Linked DNA regions of Homo sapiens: region 1 is linked to region 2. Evidence: read pairs that join two places in POLR2A ChIA-PET (ENCODE). Cell type or tissue: GM12878. All regions are shown on one strand. Links, peaks and the distances in the headings refer to the core of each region. The heading gives the core; the rest is flanking DNA.

Region 1 (5,000 bases), core at 1-5,000, 68 kb before region 2:
TCTGACTCAGTTAAAAAACTGAGGACAAGGTGTAAAAAGTGTTCTCCTCAAACTGATGGATATGTCAAGGTCATAATAATTAGTGACTAATGATTAAAGATGCTAAGGAACCTAGGTGTTTGTTTCCTTAAAACTACTTAATATTCTTGTTGTAATGTTTTAATCAAGTTTCACTCTTGCAAAAACAAGACAACCAAAAATAACTTGGTTGGAAAATATGCTAAAGTCTTATTCAATGAACCACATCTCTAAGACTAACTGAAGAGATGACTGAGCCCTAACCAAAGGGCTTTAGTGGCTGATAATGTTCCTAAGAAGCCCTAAGTGTTAACTTAAATCCATCAAGTGGCAACACATCTTAGACACTGAAGAAATACTTGCATTTCTGCCAATATCCTAAATCCCTTTGATTTTCTTTAAAATAAAATATAGCACTTGTCAACAAAAGGAATAATAATGTACAAGGTTGTATCATGCAAATCCACAGATCTCTCTACAGCAGAGTGAGACATATTAATAAAATTTTTGTAGACAAATGTATTACGGCCATGAAGGCTTACTGGAACAATTAAAAAAACAAATCTTTTACTTTATAAAATAAATGCCAAAAGGTCAGGCTGTAAAATGCCAACTTAAAAAGTCTGAAGGGAGGCCAGGTACAGTGGCTCACGCCTGTAATCCCAGCACTTTGGGAGGCTAAGGCAGGCAGATCATGATGTCAGGAGTTCAAGACCAGCCTGCCCAAGATGGTGAAACCCCATCTCTACTAAAAATACAAAAATTATCCAGGCGTGGTGGCGCACGCCTGTAGTCCCAGCTACTTGGGAGGCTGAGGCAGGAGAATCACTTGAACCCGGGAGGTGGAGCTTGCAGTGAGCCAAGATCGCACCATTGCACTCCAACCTGGCGACAGAGCGAGACTCTGTCTCAAAAAAAAAAAAAAAAAAAAAAAAAAAAAAAAAAAAAAAAAGCACTATTACTGATATATCCAAATAAAAGTTACATGTGATATAGAATTAGACTGTAACACTCTCAATTCATTTTATTCTCAAAAAGGTTGATAATGTAGCTACCTAAAGGAATCCATGACTTTGCAACATAGAGAAATGCACATACTTTCCTCTGGGTCTTCACCAGCGAGGATACTGCTGGAAAGTTCCTGGACAGCAGCTCGTGACTCAGGTGTAGAGCGATGAGGCCCTAGATGACTGTCCCTCTGGGCTTCCCATTCCTCACTGAACCCGCCATCATCATTCTCTGCAACAGTGTCTTGTGACTCCCTTTCTGTGCCTTCAAGAGAAAGTGGAAGTTACAGCTCTAATATTTAGAAAAATTTAATACCTTTAAGAAAATTACATGGAAACAGTAACTAGCTGTCATTGTAACTAGCTGGCCCTTAAACCACAAAGCATGGGCTGTAGCAGTGCCTGCTGGTAGTTTATCCAACAGCTATTTTCTCCTTTATTTCCTGAGGGCAGAATCCTGAATTGTTTGGGTTCCCACCCCCTCCCACATGACTCTGGTGGTGAATCCTGACCAAGCCAAGCCAAGCACGGTAATCCCACCAAGCCTCTTCCTAACAAAAGCTCTAAGGTTGTGGGGTTGTAACTTGGTATGAACCTATGAGTGGTGAAGCAAAGTCCACCGGGATTCCTGGGAAAATTTTTCTCACTCTTTAAGAGAGACTAAAGGAAAAAATAAACAGTCCCCTTCTACCCCTGAATGTTGCCTTATCTAGACATGATGCCTAGAACTACAGCTGTCATGACCACGAAGAGCAGTGGGCTGAAGACCAAGCCTATAAACTAGTGATGGTAGAGTAGGAAGTTGGGCTACTTGAAAACATCCCTGAGCCACCAAATTAACCAACCCTACAAATTTCAAATGCCTACACCTCAGGCCTTCCTGTCACGTGAAAGAATAAATTTCTTCTTTGTTTAAGGCAACTGAGTTGGGCTTTTTATCTTTTGCAACTGAAAGCTTCCTAACTGTTGGCACTCATCCCTGGATTTGGTGACAAAATTATAAAAGTGGCTTCATTCTGGAGGGTGGATTGGGAAAGGAGCGGGGAGTGAATGTCTTTATGGGCCAGTCATTTCATTATAATGACTATCAATCTCATTGAAAATGGTGAGCATGATAGTCTTAAAAAACTTCCATACATTAAAAATAATTAAAATATATAAGTGAAGTTCAAAGTACTTTTATTCTTCCTTCATTTTTTATAAAAGTAATACATGTTCAGAGCAGAAGTAGATTTGCCATGAATAAGTAAAGCTTGTAAGCTTCAGGGCCCTTCCTTGCATGGCTTCCTCTGGGAGAGCCCTCACAATTTTGTATTGATAGTTTTGTATTCTTTTTATTATCCAGATCTCCAAAAACCTGAATCTTCTCTGGTTTGGAGTTTATGAAATAATATAAGAATAAGATTTATAAATGAAAACAGCAGTCCCTTTTCTACCCCCTCCCTCCTCACTTCTGATACTCATTCCTACCTTAAACTCTTTTAGCCATCCCTTTTGGTATTTACCTCCATAATTAATTATAAGTAGCATGCTCATTGTGCCATAACTTGATGTTTTAATTTGAGGTACTTATTCACCTCCTATAGAGAAGATAAAGCATTAGGTCTCATCCTTTAGTGCACGCAAATGTAACTCTTCCTGTCTTCCCAGTGCCATAACCTTATATTAAATTCAGCTTTATATTCTCACTATGCAAATAATATTCACAACTAAACTACTTTGCTATAGCCAGAATATACTATAATTACATTTGCTTTTTTGAGCAAGTTTTTGTTTTCTTTGGAAAACTGCCTCATTTTTTTCCACTGATGAATTTTATATTATTATCTATGACTAATTTATCCTGAAATGCTCTGACAGAGCTCAACCACATCAGGTAATCTCTCAGTTCTTTTGTTTGTTTTTTCCTTACACAGATATCCCTCTTGGAGCCCTATGCCCTTTTGTTCCAATGTAACTTCTAGTTCCGTTAACACAGTGATTTTTCAACTAGGGATAGCACCTCCCTTCCGGGGAGTGTTTGGAAATAACTAGGATGGAGGAGTTTTTGATTATTGCAAAGCCTTAAAGCCATTATTGGCATTTAGTGGGTGAGGGGCCAGGGATGTTAAATATCTTGCAATATGAGGGAAAGTCCCACAAAGAACTGTGCCCCCCAAAATACCAGCAGCATTCTCACTGAGGAAGCCTGCAGTTCATCCAGCCTTCTCATTTCAAAGCCCTTGCTCATGTTGTCCCTCTCTTGGAAAGCTCTTCCTCCATCCTTCAGCGGGCCGTCCCCTATTACCACTTCCTCAGGGAAGCACCCCTTGACTTTCCAGGATACGTAAAATTCCCCTATTATAAACTTTCATAGCAACTTATACGTCTTCTTTGTAGTACCTATCACAACTGTATGAATTATTTATGTAATAATTTGTTGACCATCTATCTCTCCAAATAGACTATAAGCTCCACAAGGGCAGGGGAAATCTTGTTCAGTGCTATATCCCCAGGGCCTAGCACATAGTCAGGTGCTCAGTCAACATCTGTAAAATGAATGAAATTCTGTTGTATCACTCACTCACATACATATATACCTACATGCTCACAGACAATCATTTGATTTTCTTTAGCTTAACACAGGTTAACACAAGAGCCAGGCTTGTGGCAATTCTTTCCAGTATATTTCTTACTTTTCTATCAGGTTTACTAGTGGTCTTGATGGCAGCAGCGGCCCATCTGGAGTGGCTGCTGCAAAGATGGCAGCTGCAGCAGGGGAGGTGCAGCTGGGGCAGCATGCTCTGTGAGCTGGCAGGAGCCAGGAACAGGCGGGAGTCCTGCCCCCTTCTGAGTTGGTGGGGCAGAAGTCCCGCACTCCCACAGCTGCAGCTTCCCAGCTGTGGCTGTAGACCTGGGCATCCCTGTGCTCTCAGGGGTCCAGGAAGCCCCTTGCGTCTGCAGGCTCCGATTTCAGAGCAAAGTTGTGGCTGAGGCTGGGTGCTGTCATGACCTGGCCGGGTGTGCGGGCGCTTGGGGCAGCACTGACATGCCAGCCCCCTGCCACCTTGGCCCCCTCTGGACTTTGGGTGCTGACAAGCATGGGAGGGAGACTGAGGAGGGGCTGAAGGCAGCTTACCGTGGGCCTGCAGGCACCCTTTGGCATGAACAGCCTGGGTGCCATGGGAGCTATAGACAGCAGGTTGATGGCAGCAGGAGGCAGACAGGCTCCTAGGCGGAAAGGGGAAGTTCCCTGGTGAAGCACCACCTCAAGTCAGGGAAAGCCTGAAGCCTGGAGGCCAAGCTCCCAGTTCCACAGACCACAGTGAGAACTTATGGTGCATTTTCTGGGCCTGCTCATGGCCACCCATGGACCCATCAGCATGTACTTCCTCCCCTCTGAAGCCCATAAAAACCCCAGACTCAGTCAGACTTGGGCAGATGAAGGGACAACCTGCCTGCAGAAAGAAGCTACCCACTCCGGGTCTCCTCTCCACTGAGGGCTGCAGAGATGATGGGATGACCTGCTTGTGGATAGGAGATACCCATTCCGGGTCTCCTCTCCACTGAGGATTACAGACATCAGGATGACCTGCCTGCAGACAGGAGCTACCCACTCCAGGTCTCCTCTCCACTGAGAGCTGCAGAGACAATGGGACGACCTGCCTGCAGATAGGGTCTCCTGAGAGCTGTACTGTTGCTCAATAAAGCACCTTTTCATCTTGCTCTCCCTCCAGCTGTCCACGTACTTCATTCTTCCTGGATGCAGGACAAGAACTTGGGACCCATTGAATGGCAGGATTGAAAGAACCGTAAGACAAACAGGGCTGAAACGTGCCCCCCACTTGCCACGTTGCAGGTGGCGAGAAGGAGAGAAGAGAGGAGTGAAGAGATGTGGCCCTTCGGGGAGTCCAGACTCAGGAGTTCCCTAAGCCAGGGCTATGACCCCCCTCTTTGGGGTTCTGCAGTTCCTGGCATCTCCAAGCTTCTGGGTGC
Region 2 (7,774 bases), core at 1,395-6,394:
GTATTTTTAGTAGAGACTGGGTTTCACCATGTTGGCCAGGCTGGTCTCAAACTCCTGACCACAAGTGATCCACCCACCTCAGCCTCCCAAAGTGCTAGGATTACAGGTGTGAGCCACCACGAACCAGCCCTGTTCCTGTCTTTTAATATGGACAAAATTAAGATTTCACAATACAGACGGTCCCTGATGACAGTTCAGTTTAGAACTGTTCAGCTTTAGTATGATGCAAAAACAATATGTATTCAATACAAACTGTACTTTTTGAGTATCCATACAAGTTCACTTTCAGTGAAGTAGTCAATAAATTGCATGAGGCCGGGCTCGGTGGCTCATGCCTGTAATCCCAGCACTGTGGGAGGCTGAGATGGGTGTTACTACTTGAGGCCAGGAGTTCGTGACTAGCCTGGCCAACATGGTGAAACCCTGTTTCTACTAAAAATACAAAAAAAATTGGCTGGGTGTGGGTGGTGGGTGCCTGTGGTTCCAGCTACTCAGGAGGCTGAGGTGGAAGGATCACTGGAGCCAAGAAAGTCAAAGCTGCAGTGAGCAGTGACTGCATCACTACACTCCAGCCTGAGTGACAGAGTGAGACCCTGTCTCAAAAAAACAAATAATAAAATAATAAAAGTACACTCCATTATGGAAAAACCCATAGAACTCTCATATAATCCCTCAGAAGCAAAGCAAGTAAACAAGACAGTCTTAGCCAAATGAAACAAGGCAAAGAAAGGGTAATGCAAGCAAAAATAAAAGGTAAGTAGGCCGGACGCAGTGGCTCATGCCTGTAATCCCAGCACTATGGGAGGCTGAGGCACACAGATCATTTGAGGCCAGGAGTTCGAGACCAGCCTGGCCAACATGGTGAAGCCCTGTCCATACTAAATATACAAAAATTAGCTGGGCATGGTAGCTCGTGCCTGTAATCCCAGCTACTAAGGAGGCTGAGGCAGGAGAATCGCTTGAACCTGGGAGGTGGAGGTTGCAGTGAAGCAAGATTGCGCCACTGCACCGCAGCCTGGGTGACAGAGCAAGACTGCATCTCAAAAAATAAAATAAAATAAATAAATGGTATATAAATAAACTATATTATGCTTATAGGTTAAATATGAGCAGAAGTGATTACCACGCACTAAACAAGATTAGTATAATCTTACACAATAAATTTAGTAGAGATACTATTAAATAATAAGAATGATTATTCACTAAACAAGAAAGACACTGTCTACTTATATGTAAAACTTAGAGACATTATTAAACTAAGGCTTAACAAACTAATTTATGATATTCCCTTTATCCTTTTACAGATGAAAACAGTGTGGCACACAGAAGTTCACTTGCTTAAGGTCACATCTGGCAAGTGAGGAGTTGGAATTCACAGAGTACACTATATTGCCTCTTTATAAAACTCCAAACCTGCCCCGTAGGAGTTTACAGCAATGAGGATTACGGTATTTTGAAGCGATTTTGATTACTAGTAAATCTATTACTTAGAAGTAAATGAGATCTTAAACTTCAAAAACTGCTCTAAGTATAAATTCAAAACTGAAGCACCAAAAGCATTTTCAATAATCTCAATATCCTAGTATTTATGTTTTTTTAAAAAAGGATAAGCTGGCTGGGCGCAGTGGCTCACGCCTGTAATCCCAGCACTTTGGGAGGCCAAGGTGGGCAGATCACAAGGTCAGGAGTTCCAGACCAGCCTGGCCAACATGGTGAAACCCGATCTCTACCAAAAAATACAAAAATTAGCCAGGCATGGTGACGTGCACCTGTAGTCCCAGCTACTCGGGAGGCTGAGGCAGGACAATTGCTTGAACCCAGGAGGCAGAGGTTGCAGTCAGCTGAGATTACGCCACTGCATTCCTGCCTGGGTGACAGAGTGAGACTCCATCTCAAAAAAAAAAAAAAAAAAAAAAAGATAAGCTATAATGCAAATCTTTTTTTTTTTTTTTTTTTTTTTTTTTAAGAGACAAGGTCTCACTCTGTCACCCAGGCTGGAGTACAGTGGCAATCATAGCTCACTGCAGCCTTGAACTCCTGGCCTCAGTCGATCCTCCCACCTCAGCCTCCCAAGCAGGTGGGACTACATGGGTGGCTAGTTTTTTATTTAGAGAAAGGGTCTTGCTGTATCGCCCAGGCTGGTCTTGCCTGGCCTCAAGCAACCCTACCACTTCAGTCTCCCAACTAGCCAGGATTACAGGCCTGAGCCACTGCAGCCACTGGTCATTTTAAAAGAAGTAGTTTCCATTTTTACCCTATGCTAACAGGATCTGTTCGGTTATTACAAGAAACCATACAAGCTGGTACAAACTGGTCACACTGGAGCTTTCTCAGACAAATCCCATAAAAATCATCAATAACACAGCAGTCACTTTAGCATTTTCCAATACTATCTTCAAAGTTCTTTTCACATCTATTCTTCCATTTGAGTCTTAAAGAAACCTCATGAGGAAAGGAATCTGTACTGACATGTAAAAAAAAACTCAGAAAAGGTGAAAGATTTTGCCTGCACAGAGTTACAGAGAGAGTGTAAACAATGCCAGTTGCAGAACCCAAGTCTTCTGATGCCCAGCCCAAGTCTTTTCCAGTTCACCCAGAGAAATCTTGTGCCTCCCTTGATGCTTCCAAAGATCACAATGCTACAAGGTGAGCCTCCCTGGGAGAGCTGCTCTTTACAGGGGGCTCGGTAGGAAGCAGAGGCAGGCAACAGGGCTAGGTCTTCAGTCAGGCCTGGTGAACAAACAAGCGCTACTGGTACAAAGAAAGGGGCAGGCAAAGCTAGATTTGATTTCGGTCCAGTATCAGCTGAAAACAATTGAGGATTGCATGGCGGTCAATGACCCCACTGTTCAGGCAGCGTGGCAAAAGACACTAGGAGACTTTTTAACATTCTTAGCCATGAACATTCTTAGCCCTGTGAACAACAAAAACAACAACAGTTACCCAGATCTGAGGATCTTTCATGGGACCCGAATTGAGGAGTAGGTGGGAGTAGGGACAGAATCTACTCTGGTGTTTTTGCTCTCTGGTCACCTGCTGCAAACTGACAGAGCACAACACTTGAATTCACTGACATCCATTTTCTTAATCTCAAGACACTTGCTCAATCAGACAAAAGGAAAAAGAAATCCTTCTCTGATGGGAAACTAGCATTTATCTATTATATACAAAGAGATTTTAAAAGCCCCAGGAGAACTACAAATAATCTCGAAGCTCAGATGTGCTGAACAGAAGTCTAACCAGAAAACCTTCTACTCATCAGCACTTCAGAAATTATCACAGGAGCAATGTTCAGAATCTCACAATAAGTTTATTAAAAATGTAATTCAAGAAAGTACCAACAGAAAAGAATTAATACGTTTTCTTCTCTCACTACATCCCAATGTAACAACAAAACCTCAAACTCCTGCAGAACATGGTTACTTATTGATTCCATTTTCTTTTTTCACTCTCAGACATAAATATAAACAAAATTTCTACTGTGGAAAAACATCTTCAGGGGACTTTTAACCATGATCTCTAGCACAAAGGGCTTGTGGCTTGTTTTAATGTCTCTAAGCTACTTGACTAGTTTCTCTTTCACTGAGAAAACTGCTACAAGTATTTTCTGCTGCATCTGCACTGCAATGCTAAGTTTCAAGTGCCAATGAGCTTGTGATTTATTCTTTATTTTACAAAAGTATTTAATCAGCCTCAGTGTTACTTTGAAAGCTTCTCCCTGGACAGGCGGCCCAACTTCTAATGTTATGAATGGGCTGGAAAAGCCTCTACTTGAGTTTTTAAAGGATCACATCCAATAGTAAATGTAACCGAACTCTAAATTCCAACCTATAATTGAAATTATTATTATTATTGAGATGTAGTTTCTTTTCTTTTTTTTTTTTTTGAGACGGAGTCTCCCTCTGTCGCCCAGGCTGGAGTGCAGTGGCACAATCTCAGCTCACTGCAAGCTCCGCCTCCCAGGTTCAGGCCATTCTCCTGCCTCAGCCTCCCAAGTAGCTGGGACTACAGGTGCCCGCCACCACGCCTGGCTAATTTTTTGTATTTTTAGTAGAGACGGGGTTTCACTGTGTTAGCCAGGATGGTCTCGATCTCCTGACCTCGTGATCTGCCAGCCTCTGCCTCCCAAAGTGCTGGGATTACAGGCGTGAGCCACGGCACCCGGCCAAGATGTAGTTTCACTCTTGTCGCCCAGGCTGGAATGCAATGCCACGATCATGGCTCACTGCAACTTCCACCTCCTGGGTTCAAGCAATTCTCCTGCCTCAGCCTCCTGAGTAGCTAGGATTACAGACGCCCACCACCATGCCCAGCTAATTTTTGTATTTTTAGTAGAGATGGGGGTTTCATTTAGCATGTTGGCCAGGCTGGTCTCGAACTCCTGACCTCAGGTGATCCACCACCTTAGCTGGGATTACAGGCGTGAGCCACTGTGCTCAGCCTATAATTGAAATTAATAAAAAAAATTTTTAAACTAATTTAAAAACTTTAGGAATACATCCTCAAAAGACTCCTCTGGTTTTTAAGAGACTAGGAGCAAATCATTTCTCCAGCCCTATAAAAGGCTTTGTGAAAGCAGCAGACGCTAAAAAGAGCAAGGGTAGTGATACATCCCATTTGGTGATTTTTTTTTTTTCTCCTTCCATCCCACTCCACCTCTGTTAACCATCTGTGGTAGATTAGATTATTATTCAGCCAATATTCACTCCCTCCCCCAGCCTGGCCAAGGGAGGAATACACCTCTCTCCAGTGATGTTATAGGCTTGGCTCTGTAGTTTGCTTGGCTGCATGGTGGTTGCAGTCTACTACCCACTCCTAAGTCTTTGGGCATGATCATGTGACTTGCTTTGGTCAATGCAATCTTAGCAGATGTGGCATAACCAGACATTTGAACTATGCTTATGCAGTTGGCCTTGACTTCTTGTACTTCTGCTGGTGCCTTGAGAAAAGCTTATCATGGATAGCCACTGCCCCTTCAGCCTGGGCCCCAGAATAAGGCATACAAATAAGAACTGCCCTCACCGATCCACACATCTACCTACAAGGAAGCAGAGCCCTGAGTGAGAATACATGCTCTGAACTGCTGAGTTTGGGGGAGGTCTGTAATGTAGAGTTACTATAGCAACTTGTTTTTAAATAATGGTTATGTTGGCTCAGAAAATGCAATAAAAACGAACAAAGACTTAGAATCGCAAGTCCAGAATCCCTTATCTGTAACTTTTAGGACTAAATGTGTTTAGAATTCAGATTTTTTTGGATTTTGTAAAGGTACTATGCAAATGCCAGAAGTTATATAATGCCCCTACAGGGTCTTAGAAGCAGAAAAGCAAACAAATTATTAAGCTATAGTGAAACAAATGAATAGTTTTAAATCACATTAAAAAAAGAAAATAAAGACGATAACTAGGCCAGATTTTGCTGTTAAATTAGTTATAAAAAACCTTGGCCAGGTGCAGTGGCTCGCACCTGTAATCCCAGCACTTTGGGAGGCTGAGGCGGGTGGATCACGAGGTCAGGAGTTCGAGACCAGCCTGGCCAATATGGTGACACCCCACCTCTACTAAAAATACAAAAATTAGCCCAGTGTGGTGGCACACGCCTGTAGTCCCAGCTACTCGGGAGGCTGAGGCAGAAGAATCACTTGAACCTGGGAGGCGGACGTTGCAGTGAGCTGAGATTGTGCCACTGCACTCCAGCCTGGGCGACAGAGGGAGACTCTGTCTCAAAAAAAAAAAAAAAAAAAAAAAAAAGAATAGCAAAAAAAGAAAAACCTTTTAGTTTTCGGATTTCAGAACTCTGGATATGAGACTATGGTCCTATATACCTTTGTATAATTATAAAGAATCTTTCCCAATAAGTTATTTAATTTCAATAACTCTATAAGGGAGATATGATTATTCAAAATCATTGTCTAAAATTCTGAGGAAATGGACAGAATACAACTAATTTTTAATGAAAAATGATTATTTACGTCTAATTAATTTGTAAATCACTTGTTATATTTAGCATTGCCTGCAGTCTTTCTTTTGCTTTGATCAACTTAAACAAGAAACCGTACAAGGCGTTGTGAAAAGCCAATACTAATACCTTTTTCCTCACTCTCATCCAAGCAAGAGTATTAATATCTTTCAATCAACAAACATTTACTGGGTTTCTTCTATATAAGCACACACTTGATGAGGGTTGGGAATTCTAATTAATCAGGTATTACTTCTGTTTACTTAAGGAGCTTACTATCTCTAGAGGGCAAAACAAGTAAATTTTTATACTGGTTAGATATTGAAATAAAAATATGTTAGGTATATTGTGTTAAAATAAATTATTCACATTGGTTTCATCTGTTTCTTTTTGCCCCCCTTTTTTTTCTTTTTTTCTTATGGAGTCTCGCTCTGTAGCCCAGTCTGGAGTGCAGTGGCATGATCTCGGCTCACTGCAACCTCCACCTTCTGGGTTCAAGCGATTCTCCTGCCTCACCTCCCGAGTAGCTGGGATAACAGGTACACGCCAACACACCCGGCTAATTTTTTGTATTTTTAGTAGACACAGGGTCTCACCATTTTGGCGAGGCTGGTCTCGAACTCCTGACCTCAGGTGATCTACCTGCCTCGGCCTCCCAAAGTGCTGGCAGATTACAGGTGTGAGCCACTGTGCCCAGCCTTTTTTTAAAAAAAAAACGAAGTCTCACTCTGTTGCCCAGGCTGGAGTGCAGTGGCGCGATCTCGGCTCACTGCAAGCTCCGCCTCCTGGGTTCACGCCATTGTCCTGCCTCAGCCTCCCGAGTAGCTGGGACTACAAGTGCCTGGCACCATGTCTGGCTAATTTTTTGTACTTTTAGTAGAGACGGGGTTTCACCGCGTGAGCCAGGATGGTCTCCATCTCCTGATCTGGTTATCCACCCGCCTCGGCCTCCCAAAGTGCTGGGTTTACAGGCGTGAGCCGCTGCGCCCGGCCACCCAGCCTCTTTTTACATTTTTTTTCTTTTTTTCTTGACAGAGTCTGGCTCTGTCGCCCAGGCTGGAGTGCAGTGGCGCGATCTCCGCTCACTGCAAGCTCCGCCTCCCGGGTTCACGCCATTCTCCTGCCTCAGCCTCCCGAGTAGCTGGGACTACAGGCGCCCGCCATCACGCCCGGCTAATTTTTTTTTTTTTGTATTTTTTAGTAGAGATGGGGTTTCACCGTGTTAGCCAGGATGTCTCGATCTCCTGACCTCATGATCCGCCCGCCACGGCCTCCCAAAGTGCTGGGATTACAGGGGTGAGCCACCGCGCTCGGCCTTTTTTTACCTTTAAAAATGTGTTTATGGCTAGGCACAGTGGCTTGTGCCTGTATCCCACCACTCTGGGAGGCCAAGGCGGGAGGATCACTTGACTCCAGGAGTTCAAGACCAGCCTGGGCAACATAGTGAGGCTCCCATCTCTAAAAAAATAAATAGCCGGCCGGGCAGGGTGGCTCACGCCTGTAATCGCAGCACTCTGGGAGGCCGAGGCGGGCGGATCACGAGGTCAGGAGATCGAGACCATACTGGCTAACACGGTGAAACCCCGTGTCTACTAAAAATACAAAAAAATTAGCCGGGCGTGGTGGCGGACGCCTGTAGTCCCAGCTGCTGGGGAGGATGAGGCAGGAGAATGGCGTGAACCCGGGAGGCGGAGCTTGCAGTGAGCTGAGATCGCGCCACTGCACTCCAGCCTGGGCGACAGAGCCAGACTCCGTCTCAAAAAATAAATAAATAAATAAATAAATAAATAAATAAATAAATAATAGTATGTTTATT

The links. ChIA-PET counts read pairs that join two places held together with the same protein. Peaks named below come from ENCODE experiments on the same cell type or tissue, not always from the same donor. Only the 100,000 strongest peaks of a DNase experiment are listed, where the experiment ranks them.
Region 1: POLR2A ChIA-PET joins it to region 2 with 5 read pairs; 5 of 35 experiments call an interaction of 5 or more read pairs at or near these places.

Annotation. Positions count from the first base shown.
Region 1 is chr14:73,208,059-73,213,058 of GRCh38, reverse strand. PSEN1 (presenilin 1) reads right to left here. Exons shown (of 12, transcript NM_000021.4): 10 at 1,117-1,290. Among named protein-coding and RNA genes, the nearest start is that of PAPLN, 27 kb to the left of the region's middle. In GM12878, for the core only: no CTCF peak of the experiment used is centred there; no DNase peak of the experiment used is centred there.
Region 2 is chr14:73,138,179-73,145,952 of GRCh38, reverse strand. The region is part of intron 1 of PSEN1 (presenilin 1); the gene reads right to left. Among named protein-coding and RNA genes, the nearest start is that of PSEN1, 5.6 kb to the right of the region's middle. In GM12878, for the core only: no CTCF peak of the experiment used is centred there; a DNase peak (open chromatin) is centred at 3,552; H3K4me3 peaks cover 707 bases; H3K27ac peaks cover 1,012 bases.